5 separate regions of the Homo sapiens genome follow, and regions 2, 3, 4 and 5 are each linked to region 1. Evidence: chromatin contacts called from ENCODE Hi-C or POLR2A ChIA-PET data. All regions are on one chromosome and are shown on one strand. Each heading gives the region's core, a stretch centred on a gene start or an enhancer-like site at or near the end of the contact. The rest is flanking DNA. Distances are from core to core; before and after follow the strand shown. Region 1 holds the start of RPL39L (ribosomal protein L39 like). Region 2 overlaps ST6GAL1 (ST6 beta-galactoside alpha-2,6-sialyltransferase 1). Region 3 has its middle 27 kb from the start of MASP1. Region 4 overlaps ST6GAL1 (ST6 beta-galactoside alpha-2,6-sialyltransferase 1). Region 5 holds the start of MASP1 (MBL associated serine protease 1).

What was found. A loop is a pair of places that touch in the nucleus more often than their neighbours do. ChIA-PET counts read pairs that join two places held with the same protein, here RNA polymerase II (POLR2A). Pooled maps may share reads with other maps.
Region 2: a pooled map shows a loop between it and region 1 (2.8-fold over the local background). The contact joins the enhancer-like site here to the promoter of RPL39L in region 1. A Hi-C loop is called at or near these places in 1 of 37 single-sample maps with no recorded cell type and 7 of 50 pooled maps. POLR2A ChIA-PET finds 5 or more read pairs at or near these places in 4 of 52 experiments (CD8-positive, alpha-beta memory T cell, T-cell and WTC11).
Region 3: a map of PC-9 shows a loop between it and region 1 (2.6-fold over the local background). The contact joins the enhancer-like site here to the promoter of RPL39L in region 1. A Hi-C loop is called at or near these places in 2 of 168 maps with a recorded cell type or tissue (PC-9 and psoas muscle) and 6 of 50 pooled maps. POLR2A ChIA-PET finds 5 or more read pairs at or near these places in 2 of 52 experiments (BJ and IMR-90).
Region 4: a pooled map shows a loop between it and region 1 (4-fold over the local background). The contact joins the enhancer-like site here to the promoter of RPL39L in region 1. A Hi-C loop is called at or near these places in 3 of 37 single-sample maps with no recorded cell type and 6 of 50 pooled maps. POLR2A ChIA-PET finds 5 or more read pairs at or near these places in 6 of 52 experiments (AG04449, B cell, CD8-positive, alpha-beta T cell and 3 more).
Region 5: a loop to region 1 is called in a pooled map, with 1.9 times the contacts of the local background. The contact joins the promoter of MASP1 here to the promoter of RPL39L in region 1. A Hi-C loop is called at or near these places in 1 of 168 maps with a recorded cell type or tissue (psoas muscle) and 2 of 50 pooled maps.

What each region holds. Positions count from the first base shown.
Region 1 is chr3:187,138,106-187,140,992 of GRCh38, reverse strand. It overlaps RPL39L (ribosomal protein L39 like), which reads left to right and starts at 1,497. Exons shown (of 3, transcript NM_052969.3): 1 at 1,497-1,780. RefSeq lists a silencer at 1,357-1,586 and enhancers at 1,627-1,776, 1,817-1,916, 1,785-2,291.
Region 2 is chr3:186,951,734-186,954,620 of GRCh38, reverse strand. All of the region lies in intron 1 of ST6GAL1 (ST6 beta-galactoside alpha-2,6-sialyltransferase 1), which reads right to left. Among named protein-coding and RNA genes, the nearest start is that of ST6GAL1, 23 kb to the right of the region's middle. Within about 2 kb of position 1,445, at least 4 of the 41 ENCODE cell types and tissues checked have a DNase peak (open chromatin) inside an H3K27ac peak, as active enhancers do.
Region 3 is chr3:187,317,599-187,320,485 of GRCh38, reverse strand. No RefSeq gene overlaps it. Among named protein-coding and RNA genes, the nearest start is that of MASP1, 27 kb to the right of the region's middle. Within about 2 kb of position 1,370, at least 5 of the 41 ENCODE cell types and tissues checked have a DNase peak (open chromatin) inside an H3K27ac peak, as active enhancers do.
Region 4 is chr3:186,984,524-186,987,410 of GRCh38, reverse strand. The region is part of intron 2 of ST6GAL1 (ST6 beta-galactoside alpha-2,6-sialyltransferase 1); the gene reads right to left. LOC124906314 (a long non-coding RNA gene) reads left to right here. Exons shown (of 3, transcript XR_007096208.1): 3 at 720-2,887. Among named protein-coding and RNA genes, the nearest start is that of ST6GAL1, 55 kb to the right of the region's middle. RefSeq lists an enhancer at 1,201-1,330. Within about 2 kb of position 1,495, at least 8 of the 41 ENCODE cell types and tissues checked have a DNase peak (open chromatin) inside an H3K27ac peak, as active enhancers do; they include B cell and OCI-LY7, where a contact is called at or near this core.
Region 5 is chr3:187,290,253-187,293,139 of GRCh38, reverse strand. It overlaps MASP1 (MBL associated serine protease 1), which reads left to right and starts at 1,403. Exons shown (of 11, transcript NM_139125.4): 1 at 1,403-1,512. The coding sequence starts at 1,508. It overlaps LOC101929130 (a long non-coding RNA gene), which reads right to left and starts at 1,868. Exons shown (of 2, transcript NR_135551.1): 1 at 1,604-1,868.

The DNA.
Region 1 (2,887 bases), core at 248-2,747:
AAGAAATATGAAATGTGAAATGCTTGTTTCAATCAATAAAAAAAAGAAATGTGAAATGTAAAATTTAATAAAATTTAAATTTTAGATACATTTAAAATGTCAAAGTCCTCCTTAAGCTTCAAGAAAATAAAATCAATCTCCTTAAAATGAACAAATTATGATGAATTCGTCAAAAATATTTATATTGTGTTAACCTCATTTACCAAGACATTTCAAATTTACATCTTTGTGTCTGTTAAAGACAGATTTAGAAATACACTAATTTTATTCAAATACAGTTTTTAGTTATGATGATTAGATTTAAAGATATGTGTGATCGGTCAGTTTATGATTATGTAGAATAACATGTCAATATTTACAGGATAATGCAGGTAGGTAAGACACCTGTTCTACTATTGCATGATTTCATGATTTAACTGGTGTAATTAGGAAAGGTTTTAGATCTAATTCGAACTGTCATATCCACTTTTTTTTTTTTTTTTTTTTTTTTTTTTTTTTTTTTTTGAGATGCAGTCTCACTCTGTTGCCCAGGCTGGAGTACAGCTCATTGCAACCTCTGCCTCCAGGGTTCAACCGATTCTCGTGCCTCAGCCTCCTGAGCAGCTGGGATTACAGGCACCCGCCACCACGCCTGGCTAGTTTTTGTATTTTTGTAGAGACAGGGTTTCATCATGTTGGCCAGGCTGGTCTCGAACTCCTGACCTGAAGTAAACCACCCACCTTGGCCTCCCGAAATGCTGGGAAGATATACTTCTAATAACAGCATTTCCAACTACATTACTTGGTTGAAACAGTTGAAACTGCCATTGCAGTTGCAGTAAAGGTAACAAGAGGTAAACTTCTAATATGTAACAGGAGATTTGACTTTTCTCATATGTAACAGGAGATTTGACTTTTCATCTAGAATTAGAACCAAAATCGTTAAATTTGTATAGATATTTGCATTAGCAGAAATCCCATTTTGTTCATGTTGTTTTTAAATAAAGTGACTCGTTTAAAATTTAGTTGCATTTTAAAAATCTGTGTTATGGGAGTGGTAATACTGACTCCAGGCAGGGAAATGAGACAATTGTTAGAGACGCAGGGATGGAGCTGAGAGGTCCTCCTGGTCTCCAATGGCCCGGCGGTGGCTCGATGGGAGGGAGAGCGCCCCCTGGAGGCATTGGCGGTTCCTGGCTCGTGTGCTCGCGGGAACCCAAGCTGTGAGCCTCTGGCCCCGCCAGGGCGTACGAATCCTTTCCTCGTTTATCCAGTATTAAGTCACGCTGTGTGCTAAGTACCGTGGCCAGGCAGCAGCTAGACAACGCGCTGAGGTAAAATAGAGAACTAAGGAAGAATGGGGGACCCCAAAGTCAACTTGGTGACACATCACACGCAGGAGTCGGACCCACGGCTCCCCGAGCCACAGCTCAGTGGGGCGGGACCGCCCGGGCCTGGGCGGGGCCGGGGCGGGGCCTGTCACGGGGGAAATCACCGCCCTAGCATCCGGGGAAATCGCGGTCTTAGCATCCGGCGCGCGGCGGTTGAATTGCTGCGCCCAGCGAGGCAACCGCCTCCGAACGCCAGGTGGGGGCGAGGCGTCTCGGAGTCTCAGAGACACCAAGGCCCCTGCGACAAGGTGGCTGCAGCTAGGCCGGGGGCGTCAGGACGACGGAGCGGGTTCGGGTCGGTGACACGCAGACCTGAGGGAGCTGGGCCCGCCTTTTCCGCCCGCGCCCCAGGCCCTTGCAGATCGAGATTTGCGTCCTAGAGTGGGAAAAAAGCAGAGGCCAGGGCGCCGGTAAGTAAAGGTTCCTCCTCACCCGCCGCCAGGGCCCGGTCCGCCCAACGAGCAGGGCGGCGTGAGGGTCACGGGCTGGAAACAACAATGCCACAGCTCAAGCCGACTCCAACAGTAGTAGCGTTTTTGTTTGTTTGTTTGTTTGTTTGTTTTTTGAGACAGGGTCTCCCTCCGTCGCCCAGGCTGGAGTGCAGTGGTGTGATCTCGGCTCACTGCAACCTCCGCCTCCGGATTCAAGCGATTCTCCCGCCTTAGCCTCCTGAGTAGCTGGGGTTACAGGCGCGCGCCACCACACTCGGCTAATTTTTGTATTTTTAGTAAAGACGGGTTTCACCATATTGGTCACACCAGTCTCGAACTCCCGACCTCAGGTGATCCGCCCGCCTCGGCCTCCCAAAGTGCTGGGATTACAGGCGTGAGGCACTGCTCCTGGCCTACAGTAGTGGCTTCTGGAGGCCACTCAGGCACCCCCTGTTTCTAGCTTAGAGAAGGAGGAAATCGACAATAAAGTAGCCTTAAAGGGATCCATGTTCCGCCCTGCCACCTCTTCAGATGTCAGCGTTGTCCAACTAGTGTCCCTAGAATTACCCAGGATGTGAGTGGCACTGATTCATCAGTGGTTTAATCAGCAAAACCAAGTGTCTTACCTATCTGCCTCATCTGCTCACTGCCTCTTTCCAAGGCGTTCTCACAGGCGCAAACACTTTCTTTTCCTCCATTAATTCCAGTAGGTAAGATTTTGCAGTCTCCTTTAAGGTCCCCGTTTCTCAAAGATAGCCCAAGGAATCTCGCCACTTCCTTGCCTTTTACACATCTGGATTCATCCAGAGACATAAACCCTGACCAGGACTAGCTTCAAAAGGGTCCCACCCGTGCAGTCACATAGGGCTCAGAAGGGCCCTGTACTTACTTTCTTGCTCTGCTATGGCAATCTTGAAATTCTTAATTTTTAAACCAGCACCCGCCTCCCCTCCCCGCCACCTCCACAACATTTTCATTTTGCACTGGGCCTGGCCTTAATTCTCAATTTTCTCAAAGGCTGTCATGTAACTATATAAAAATATAGTTAAAAGAGTTTCTTCTCTAGACATGTCTTTAGTCACTAGG
Region 2 (2,887 bases), core at 196-2,695, 190 kb after region 1:
TTATGTGGCCAACAAACATATGAAAAAATGCTCAACACCATGCATCATTAGAAAAATGCAAATCAAAACCACAAAAAGATACTATCTCATGCCAGTCAGAATGGCAATTAGTAAAGCCGTGAAACAACAGATGTTGGTGAGGCTATGAAGAAATAAGATCGCTTTTACACTGTTGGTGGGAATGTAAATTAGTTCAACCATTGTGGAAGACAGTGTGGTGAGTCCTCAAAGATCTAGAACCAGAAATACCATGTAACCCAGCAATCCCATTACTGAGTATATACTCAAAGGAATATAAATCCTTCTATTATAAAGATACATGCACGCATATGTTCATCGCAGCACTATTCACAATAGCAAAGATATGGAATCAACCCAAACGTCCATCAGTGATACACTGGATAAAGAAAATGTGGTACATATACACCACGGAATACTATGCAGCCATAAAAAGGAAAGAGATCATGTCCTTTGCAGGGACATGGATGGAGCTGGAAGCCATTATCCTCAGCAAACTAACACAGGAAGAGAAAATCAAACACCATATGTTCTCACTTATAAGTGGGAGCTAAACAATAAGAACACATGGACACAGGGAGGGGAACAACACACACTGGGGCCTGTCAGGGGGCCTGGGGGAGGGAGAGCATCAGGATAAATAGCTAATGCATGTGGGGCTTAATACCTAGGTGATGGGTTGATAGGGGCAGCAAACCACCATGGCACATGTTTACCTATGTAACAAACCTGCACATCCTACACATGTATCCTGGAACTTAAAATAAAATAAAATTAAAAAAAAAAAAAAAACCTCTCTGTGTCTCAGTTTCTTCATGTATAAATTTTGGGTTATTCCAACTAATTTTGAAATGTCATTGTGAGGATTTTGTTAAATTCAGCCAACAAATGTGGATTATGCCTATGATACCTGAGGCATTGCTCTGGGTCCTAAAGAAATAGCTGTGAGCAAAAGAGATAACATCCTTGCCCTCATGGAAGCAAGTTCCTAGTGAGAAAAGACACAGGGTAGTAACTCAGATGGCCACCTACGCTATTGAACAGCAACAAGGAAGGATAAAAGGGAGAGAGCCAAGTCGGTGGGAGGAGACAGGCAGGAGATTATAATCTTATATAAGGCTGTCAAATGGCCTGTTTGACAAGGTGACATCTAAATAGAAACCTGAAGAAGAGACGAAAACAATAGGATACATGAAGGAAGGTGTCCTGCCTGGAGGAAGCAGTGGAAAGGCTCTGAGACCAAAGTGTGCTTTATATCTGAGGAGTAGGCTCAGTGAGGTGAAGCAGAATGAAGCGGTGGAAAAGAGCAGGAGATGAAGTCTGCAGGGTCTGAAGGCTGGGTCACACAGAATCCTGTAGGCCTTTCTAAGCTCTGAGTAAAAGAGGAAGCCTTTCCTGGTTTTTGAGCGGAAGAATGACACATCACTACAGCTTTTAAAATGATCACTCTGGTTACTGTTTTGAGAACATACCACAGGAGCAAGACTACAAGCAGGAGGCTCAGTTGTGAAACGATTCTAAGAGAAAGAACAGGTCTTCTGTCCTGGACCAACATGAATTTGATGAATTAAGTAGTTGTTTCTTAATTTATTGTGAAAGCACAGCTGACATGGTTTGCTAACAGAGTGGGTGCAGCATGAGAGAAAGAGAATTTAGAATGACTCCAGAGTTTAAGCCCTAAAAGATGGAAAGATGAAATTGTTGTCCACTGAAATGAGGATGGCTCTTTTAGGGAGAAAAGCAGCAGTTCGATTTTGGGCTTGTCATATTTGAGATGTATATTAGATGTCTAAGGAAACTTGTCAAGTAGATGGTTGAATATCTGAGCATGGAACTCAGGGGAAAGGTGTGGGTTGGAAATATAAATTGAGGGTTGTCAGGAAATTGATGATATGAGATGGCCAGGGCATGAGGAGACAGAGAAGAGGCCAAGTCCAAGGGCCACTCCCAGAGGCACTCCACAGTGACCAAGTGAAAATGAGCCAACAGAGAAGCGCTTGAACCCGGGAGGCGGAGGTTGCAGTGAGCTGAGATCGCGCCACTGCACTCCAGCCTGGGTAAGAGAGTGAGACTCCATCTCAATAAAAATAAAAAAAGAAAAGAAAAGAAAAGAAAATGAGCCAAGAAAAGGAACTGAGAAGGAGAACCTAGTGAGAGAAGAGGAAAAGCAAAGACAGTGATGTTCCAGAAGCCAAGAGAAGAAACTATTTCAAGGAGGATGGAATGGTCAATTGTATCAAAAGTTGCTGATCAGTCAAGATAGGGACTGAGATCTGACCACTGGATTTGGCAAGAGAGGATACTGGTGAGCCTGACCGGTATGGTTTTGGTGGTGTGATGGGTACAAAAGACTGATCATGTTGAGTTTAAATGAGAATGAGAGAAGAGGGAGTGCAGGGTGCAAATGCAGACAACTCTCTCCAGGAGCATAAAAATTGGCACACCCCCTCCCTTTTCACCTCCTGCCGTGAGTAAAAGCTTCCTGAAGCCTCACCAGAAGATGATGTGGGTGCCATGCCTGTACAGCCTGCAGAATCATGAGCCAAATAAACCTCTTTTCTTTATAAATTACTCAGTCTCAGGTTTTCCTTTATAGCAAGGCAACATGGACTCATACAGTAGTACCCTTATAAAAGAGGCTCTGGAGAACTAGTGAGCCCTGTTAGCACATGAGGACACGGTGAAAAAGCACCATCCATAAATTAGGAAGCAAGCTCTCACCAGACGCCGAATCTGCTGGTGCCTTCAACTTGGACTTCCCAGCCTCCAGAACTATGAGCAATACATTTCTTTTGTTTATAAACCACCCTGTTTACGGTATTTTGTTATCACAGCCTGAATGGACTAAGACAAAAGGTATGAAAGTTTT
Region 3 (2,887 bases), core at 121-2,620, 180 kb before region 1:
AGTAGGAAGAGTGTGTGAGTAGAGCACTCCGTAGTTAACAGAAGGTGTTCAGATACTTGCTGATTTGATTCTCAAACTACCCTGGACTGTCGGCTTCATCAAGACAGAGAATCATGTCTGTCCCATTCATTGCTATCAACTGTGCTAAGGACGGGGAGTGGCACGTAACAGGCGCTCCGTGCATATTTGTTAAATAAAAATAAAAGAACCCAATAAGATAAGAAATAGGAGTTATTATTCCTATTTTATAATTGAGGCCGAGAGTCCCACAGTTAATAAACGGCAGAGTCAAGACAAGACTGAGCATCTTAATCCCAAGGTCATTGCTAGCTATTTTGTCTTATGAAGCTTCTAGGTCACAAGCTTCAGGATGCAAAGAACTCCAAAGGTAGGAGCATATGGAGGAGCTGTACAGCGCAGAGAAAAGCAGGCAGAGTCCCTGGAGCTTCCCAGAACACAGAAAGATTTACAAAGAAAGCTCAGGACTGAGATGTGGACACCGACATGGCAAGAAGCTTCACTTCCTCCCTGCGTGGCCAGGACACATCCCCAGCGAGCAGGGACTCATTGGGGATATGTGTGGCTCTTTAGCCTCCCCTGCAGGAGAGTTTCAGAATGCACCCTCTCTAAGGGGCTGAAGTGCTCATAGGAAAGCCCAGATCTGATGGATGATCCACTATTGAGGTATTCCTAAACAGTGGGATGCATCACCCCCACTTCTCCAGAGGAAATAACCAAGAGTTTAGTCTTACTACAAATTAGAAAGCTGCTAATGTGCATAGCTCGTTATGAAGTACAACTATAAGACATTGGGTTCTTAAAGCTGAGAGGAACCCTAAATAGTCCATAGCCTGGGTTCCTAGATAAAAGGTCTGCGAAGCTGCTGAAATAATCTGCATATTATGAGTATTCTGGAGGGGATTGTCCATGACTTTCATCAGATCCTCAGAGGCGTCTCAGATTCAAACCCAGCCACAGGAGGGTCTAGAATTACCTCCTCAGCCCCTCAACTAAGCAGATTTGCTCAAAGCCGCAGGGATGGGAAGTCCGTCTTTCCCAAGGCAGCTGAGGTCATTTCCTGTGATCAATTCCTGCTCCCCACAGAGAGTGAGGAATGTACAGATGGTTCCACTAGAACCCGAACAAAACAACTCCCTCCATGTGTCCGGCATATGAGGTCCAAAAATGAGCTGTAGGGTGGGAGTACTGGGACAGCCTTCAAAATGCACCAGCCAGCACGGAAAGGGCTGCTTTTGAAATTTGTGCATTTAAAGACAACTAACGACTAGTTTCATTGCCTCCCCCAAAGTGAAGTTTTTAAGTGACAGATTCTGCTCCTCTGTCTCATAATATTCTTACATAAAGGTTAGGCATGGAGCTGATGGCACCCATCAGCCCCAAATTCGAGTAGACCACCCCCAGAATGAAGTCTAAGTCATGGAGACAAAGCCCCGCGCTTGTGCTGAATGAGATCCTCTAGTGCTCTCTGGTGGCTACGACTTGTTACTGCACCTTTCACAACACATTTGTACGAAGTTTGTATTTCTGATTTTTTTTAAGTATTCCAAAACTGAAATCAGTTTAAAGTCCTCTCTTTGCTTACATATGAGTTGGGGCTCAAGGATTGTATAATCAATATGTCATGTGACTTATCAATGGCAGAGCCAACACTGGGGCTTAGGCCTTTCCTCTTGTTCGGGAGCTGTTTCCCACTCTGAGATTTGAAGGTGGGTGCAAGTGAAACATGGTGGAGAGCAGGAACTGCCAGGCTCAGGGTGGGAGCAAGCAGGTGTGTTAAGGATATCTCCGGGGCACAGAGCAGATTTGAGAGTTGGGGGCGACCCAAGAGCTGCACAGGGGCCAAATCACCAAAGGTCCTTTATGCCAGGATATGGAGCTTAGCGTCTGTTTGTAAGGAGGAGAGCCCCATGAAGGATTTTAAGGAGGAGAGCAATGGGATGGGGTCAAGGCAGCAGTGGGGAGGATGAACTGGGAAGCATTAAAAAGTAGGCCCACAGGCCGGACACTGTGGCTCGTGCCTGTAATCCCAACACTTTGGGAAGCCAAGGACGGTGGATCACTTGAGGCCATGAGTTTGAGACCAGCCTCGGCAACATTATGAAACCCTGTCTCTACTAAAAATACAAAAATGGTGCATGTCTGTAATCCCACCTACCCAGCAGGCTGAGATACGAGAATCTTTTGAACCCGGGAGGCAGAAGTTGCAGTGAGCTGAGATCCCGGCACTGCACTCCAACCTGAACAACAGAGTGAGATCCTGTCCCACACACACACACACACACACACACACACACACACACAGAAAAAGTATGACCCACAGCCTGGGCTAAATAGCAAAGCCTCATCTCTACAAAATATTTAGAAATTAGCCAAGTGTGGTGGTGCACACCTGTAGTCTCAGGTACTTGGGAGGCTGAGTTGGGAGGATCTCTTGAGCTCAGAACATGAAAGCTGCACTGAATCGTGATCATACCACTGCACTCTTGCCTGGGTGACAGAGCAAGACCCTGTCAGGGTGGGTGTGGAGTGGGGGCGGGGAAGTGTGGTCCAGGGAAAGTGTCAGAATCTCCAGGAGAGACAGCTTATAATGCCTGTTCCTACCCACCTCCAGAGACTCCATACAGTCGGTCTGGACTAGAACTCCAGTCACACCTTTAGTAAGCAGAAAGCTCCTTGGGTGTTTCTGACACAAATGATTCCAGAGCCACACTTGAAGAGTCACTGGAGGAGAATGAGAGGAGGAGGCAGTCAAAGACAGAGGCAATTTGCAAGGGATGAAAGGGAAAGAGTGCCTTGAGATTTCAGCTGAAGGGGGGCAGTCCGGGGTGTAGGAAGGAGAAAGGAGAACAGACAATGTGTGAAAAAC
Region 4 (2,887 bases), core at 246-2,745, 150 kb after region 1:
CCATTGTTAGCTGTGGACCTTGGGTAGGTTACCTAAAACACTGATGTAATACCCTTCACTGGATAAGGAAGGTGGTAAGGTATGTATGTGCCTAGCGTAGTTCCAGGGACATAAGATACTTACTAACCTTAGGGGCTTTTCTTTCTTCTTTCTTTCTTCCTTTCTTTCCTTTCTTCCTTCCTTCCTTGCTTTCTTTCCTTTTCTTTCCTTCCCTCCCTCCCTCCCTCCCTGTCTCTCTTTCTCTTTCTTCCTCCCTCCCTCCCTTCCTTCTTTCTTTCCTTCCTTTCCTATGCAGTCTGCCTGACTTCTCTCAGAAATGGTAAGAGTAAAATAGAAGTTGATTGTTCTGTTTTCCCCCAGGACATCTGTGAACATTACATCATTTGCCACCATTAGGGAACTAAGCCTGTATTCACTGTATATCACTTTTTTTTAAAAGGAAAGAAAGAAAACCTTTGGTTCTGAGTATGTTTAGCAAGTCATGGTTCCTTGTTTTTCTTTTTCTCCTGACACTATTCTTTCTATAAAATCCAAAGGAAATGACCTTAGATCATTTAAATTCAAGTTTCAGAGAGGTGGCTCGACTTGCTATAAGATGCATCTGATTTGACATCAGGTTCTTCTGATCGCAAGTCTGGGGTCTTTCCGCCTCATTTGGCCAACTCTCTTGTCCCCTTGCTTCCCCAGACTCACCGTGATATTCCTTTACCTCCATCCAGAACTCAGATAACGTGTCACTCTAGTCACCCTGAAGATTTGCCTCTTGAAAACATAATCGCCGTGCAGTAAAGAGGAGACCAAAATAGAACCACATACAGCTGCCGAAAAGTGCTGAAGAATATGGCGCTAAGGAGAGAAAGACACCACTAGCCAAAGGCAAGTGGATCAAAAAGCAACCCCCTACATTGGACATTCTTGTTATTTTGTTGTGGTGGTGGTGGTGGTGGTGGTGGTCATTGTTGCTGTTGTTGATACAGGGACCTGTCTAAATTCTATAGTATTTAATACTGTATTCAACAAATATTTACTGTTGAATATTTATTGAATACAATATTCAACACTATGTGCCAGGCATGATAGAGGCCTGGACTGAGTAGCGACTCTTTGGTATGAACCAGATATAACTTGCACGATGTTTCACAAGCTGGTTTGGATGTTATTAGCTTAGTGTGTCATTTACCCCATCCCTACTCACACCCGAAACATGATATTTTGTGGAGCTAAAAAAAAATACCTCAAACAAATCACTTCCTCAAACGGCAACCTAATCTCTGCTTCCTTATGGCGGGGTCTCTTGACTTGCTTACACTTCCCCACTTTCTACTGGTTCCTCAAATAACTGAAGTCGGTTCACATCATTCCACTGAAACTGCCTTTCTAATTGCAAAATCTAAAGAGTCCTTTCCAATACTTATTTCAAACAGGCGTCTCTGGGTCTTTTTCAAACTCCCTCCCACTAATGCCTTTCAGGCATCCTCCCCAGCTTAGCCTCCCCTGGGACCAGCTTCCTGCCAGTCCTGAAATGCCCACATACACGGGGAAGATTCCTGCTTCCACATGACCAGCCCCCAGTGACATCTCCCTCAGACTCCAGACCTCGTCTTTTTTTCTTTTTCTTTTTTCTTTTTTTTTTTTTGAGACAGGGTCTCACTCTGCCACCCAGGCTGGAGCGCAGTGGCGCAATCTCGGCTCACTGCAACGTCCACCTCTGAGGCTCAAGCAATCGTCCCTCCTCAGCTTCCTGAGTAGCTGGGACTATAGGCATGCTCCACCAGGACCAGCTAATTTTTTTTTTTTTTTTTTACTTTTTGAAGAGACGGGGTTTCGCCATGTTTCCCAGGCTAATCTCGAACTTCTGAGCTCAAGATGCACCCACCTTGACTTCCCAAAGTGCTGGGAGTGCCTAGCCTCAGATCATATCCTTTCAAAAACTTTTAGAGACCTGCACAAAAGCTTTATATTCTACGCTTACTCACTTTAAAAAAAAATGTATTAAACATTTGCTAAGTGCTAAGTATAATTCTTAGTGCATAGGATACTACAGTGAATAACCCAGATGAAGATCAACACCCTTAGAGTTTTACATACTAGCAGAGGGAGACACTAAGAGCCGTAAATATAACAAATTAAAAAAATTATTTGGTATCTTAAAAGATGCTAAGTGCTTAGAGAACAAAGTAGAGTACAAGAAAGGGGGGATAGGGCCAGGCTCAGTGGCTCACGTCTGCAATCCCAACACTTTGGGAGGCTGAGGTGGGCGGATCACTTGAGGTCAGGAGTTCGAGACCAGCCTGACCAACAAGGTGAAACCCTATCTCTACTAAAAATACAAAAATTAGCCATGTGTCATGGTGGGCACCTGTAATCCCAGCTGCTCAGGAGGCTGAGGCAGGAGAATCACTTGAATCCAGGAGGTGGAGGTTGCAGTGAGCCGAGAACGTGCCACTGCACTTCAGCCTGGGTGACAGAGCGAGACCCTATCTCAGAAAGAAAGAAAAGAGAGAGACAGAGAAAGAGAGAAAGAAAGGACGGAAGGAAGGACGGAAGGAAGGAAGGAAGGAAGGAGGGAGGGAGGGAGGGAGGGAAGGAAGGAAGGAAGGAAGGATGGAAGGAAGGAAGGAAGGGAGGAAGGGAAGGAAGGAAGGAGGGAGGGAGGGAGGGAGGGAGGGAAGGAAGGAAGGAAGGGAGGAAGGGAAGGAAAGAAAGGGGAGATCGGAAGTACTGGGTTGAGGTAGGTTTCCATTTTCCAAAGGGCAGTCAGAGGAGAACTCACTGAGAAGGGGACATTTGAACAAAGAGTTGCAGATAGTGGAGGAATGAGTCCCACAATATCTGGGGAAGCGTGTTTGCGGCAAGGCTCAAGGCAGGAGTGCACTGGTGTGCACTG
Region 5 (2,887 bases), core at 154-2,653, 150 kb before region 1:
TCTATGAATGCCGTCTGTGTGTGTGCATTTGAAATTCCATATGCATTATAAAATGTTAATGAGTAGCAGTGTAATACAGTGGCTAACACTTCAAATTCTGCCTCTATTACTTTCTAGCTGTGTGAACTTGGGAAAGTTACTTAACCTCTCTGGGCAATTTCCTCTGAAAAATGAGAATATTGCCAGCCATGTATACAACATATAAAGATGACTGAAAAGAATTCATATATTAAGTGCTTAGAGCAGTGCCTGACACGTAGCACTCAATAGCTGTTAGCTTCTAGTGCTAGTGGCAGTGGGGAGTCATAAATAACTGGATGATCTTGGCAAGTGGCATATTCTCTCTGAGCCTTAGTGTCCTCACTTGTAAAATGAGTATAACAGCAGCACTTTCACCAGTTTGCAAAAGTAACTTGAGATGATGTTAATGACTAGTACTGTGTCTAACACAGAAAAGGTGCACAGTCAAACTTAACTTTTACACCCAGATACACCTCTCCCTATTCAGTGTTGGTTGTTGTTGTTGTGGAGGGGGTAATTTTCTTATTATTCAGCTCATCTTAGATCTAGTGTTGATTTCTCCGGAAGCCATGGGTATAGACATATATACAGGCCCAGGTCTTTCTACACCCCTGGGGAGGTGAGATTTCTTGCTGCGATGGGCCCTTTCTGGGCTGGAGTAGAGCCGCACACACTCCGAGCAAGTAAACAGTGCCACAGGTATTGCTCATGGGGAGGAACAACCAGCCAACTTCAGGACTTGGTGCTTCCCCAGTTCCGGGCCCGTGGCTCTGTTCACAGGAAAACCTGTCGTTGTGTGTGACTCTGATCACGAGAAAACCTGTAGTTATTTGGGGCTCTGCTCACAAGGAAACCTGTAGTTATTTGCAGACAGACGCTCTGGGATTTAGACCTTTTTTTTTTCTTCTAGTGTAGGTGCTAGAATTGCCTTCTTAGTTGGTTGTTTCTATTTAATTGCTTTTCTTTCATGGGTGTCCTGAAGAAAAGCAGAAAATTATAGTCATCTGGCAAAAAAGACTAAAGAGAAATTAGACTTTGTCCCCTTTCACTCTCTCTCTCTCTCTCTCTCTACACACACACACACACACACACACACACACACAGAGTGATACAAATACCTGCTTGAGCCCCTCAGTTATTTTCTCTCAAGGGCTGAAGTCAGCCACACAGGATAAAGGAGGGAAGGGAAGGAGCAGATCTTTTCGGTAGGAAGACAGATTTTGTTGTCAGGTTCCTGGGAGTGCAAGAGCAAGTCAAAGGAGAGAGAGAGGAGAGAGGAAAAGCCAGAGGGAGAGAGGGGGAGAGGGGATCTGTTGCAGGCAGGGGAAGGCGTGACCTGAATGGAGAATGCCAGCCAATTCCAGAGACACACAGGGACCTCAGAACAAAGATAAGGCATCACGGACACCACACCGGGCACGAGCTCACAGGCAAGTCAAGCTGGGAGGACCAAGGCCGGGCAGCCGGGAGCACCCAAGGCAGGAAAATGAGGTACGTGCCAGGGGAGGAGAGGGCACGGTTCCCTTTTGGGGACCAGTGTCAAATAGCAGGGAAGGTCTGACCTTGTCACTGACAGACTCACCTGCGTGTCCTGCATGTGGTAGTGAGGGGCTTTCTCATCAATTCTTAGGGCTCTGAGAAGGGAGCTGTGGGTGGGCTGGGTGCCTTCCCCAGGACTCCAGGAGACATAAAACTTGAAACGGGAGACTTCGTGCAAATCCTGCTCCGGACGCTGCTGAAGCTCAGATTTCTCCCACTGCCTGCACAGGGTGCTGCCTGCTGGCGAATGTGACTCTCCTCCTGTTCACCCACAAGGCTGATTTTTCCGTGTTCCTCCTCTGGAAAGAGCATTGCTTTCTCTCTTCCAGCACTTTGTGAGTTAGATATGTGTTTGTGTGTTCATTCCTTCTGACCAGAAAAGAAACCAGCTTCCCATAGCTTGGCTCTGTGGTTTCTTCAACCTTTACAAGTTTGCCAGTTAAACCTCAATTTAGAAAACTAAAAATCTGTCCCCATTTTACAGTTCCCTATAAATTTTCTGCATTTCTCATTGAAATCAGAGGCAGCTGGTGGCATGAATCAGGCTATGAAGTACACCAAATGGCTCTTAAAGAGATATCATACTTAAAAAAAAAAAAAGGATTTTAGAGTTCTGAAATCAAGAACTTCAAATTCTAATTGGTTTTAAACTCTTTAACCTTTCTTATTCCTCATTATACTTGACACTCCTTACCAGACCTTTCATACAAGTTCTATCCTGCAAGTCTGAAAACCCAACCACCCTAGTTATTTTTATTAGTTAAGTGTTAATGCTGTTACACACACACACACACACACACACACACACAATGCTCTGCAGATGTGTAAGTCCCTAAACACATCTTTTACTATTAATTTTCTTTTCACTTGGGAAAGTGTTTTTATTTGTTTCTCTTCTGCAAAGTAACCTAGCAACTTTTCTGGACCTGAGACCAATGAGAGGCTTCAGACTATGTTAACTCTTTGAACTCCGATTACCTGTGGTTCAGAGAGATAACCAGGTCCTTAAAAAGTGAGTGCAATAATTCTGTTCTTCTTAAAGCCATAGTAATTTTAAACCTGCCATTAAACATCATTTTTCTTTCTCCAAAAAAAAGTGATTTATGTCAATCTACATTGAATGATAATCTCATTTATCTGTCAATGATCTGGTCTGAATCCCACCCTACCATTCAGTGCCCCAGCCCATATCAAACTACTTGGCTGAGTAACAATTCTGTATCTTTGCATATGCTCATCCCTCAACCTGGAGCAACCTTCTTCTTTATTTTCCACCTAGAAGACCTGATTGTTCAAGCTGGCACAAATATCTCTTTCTCTCTCCTGA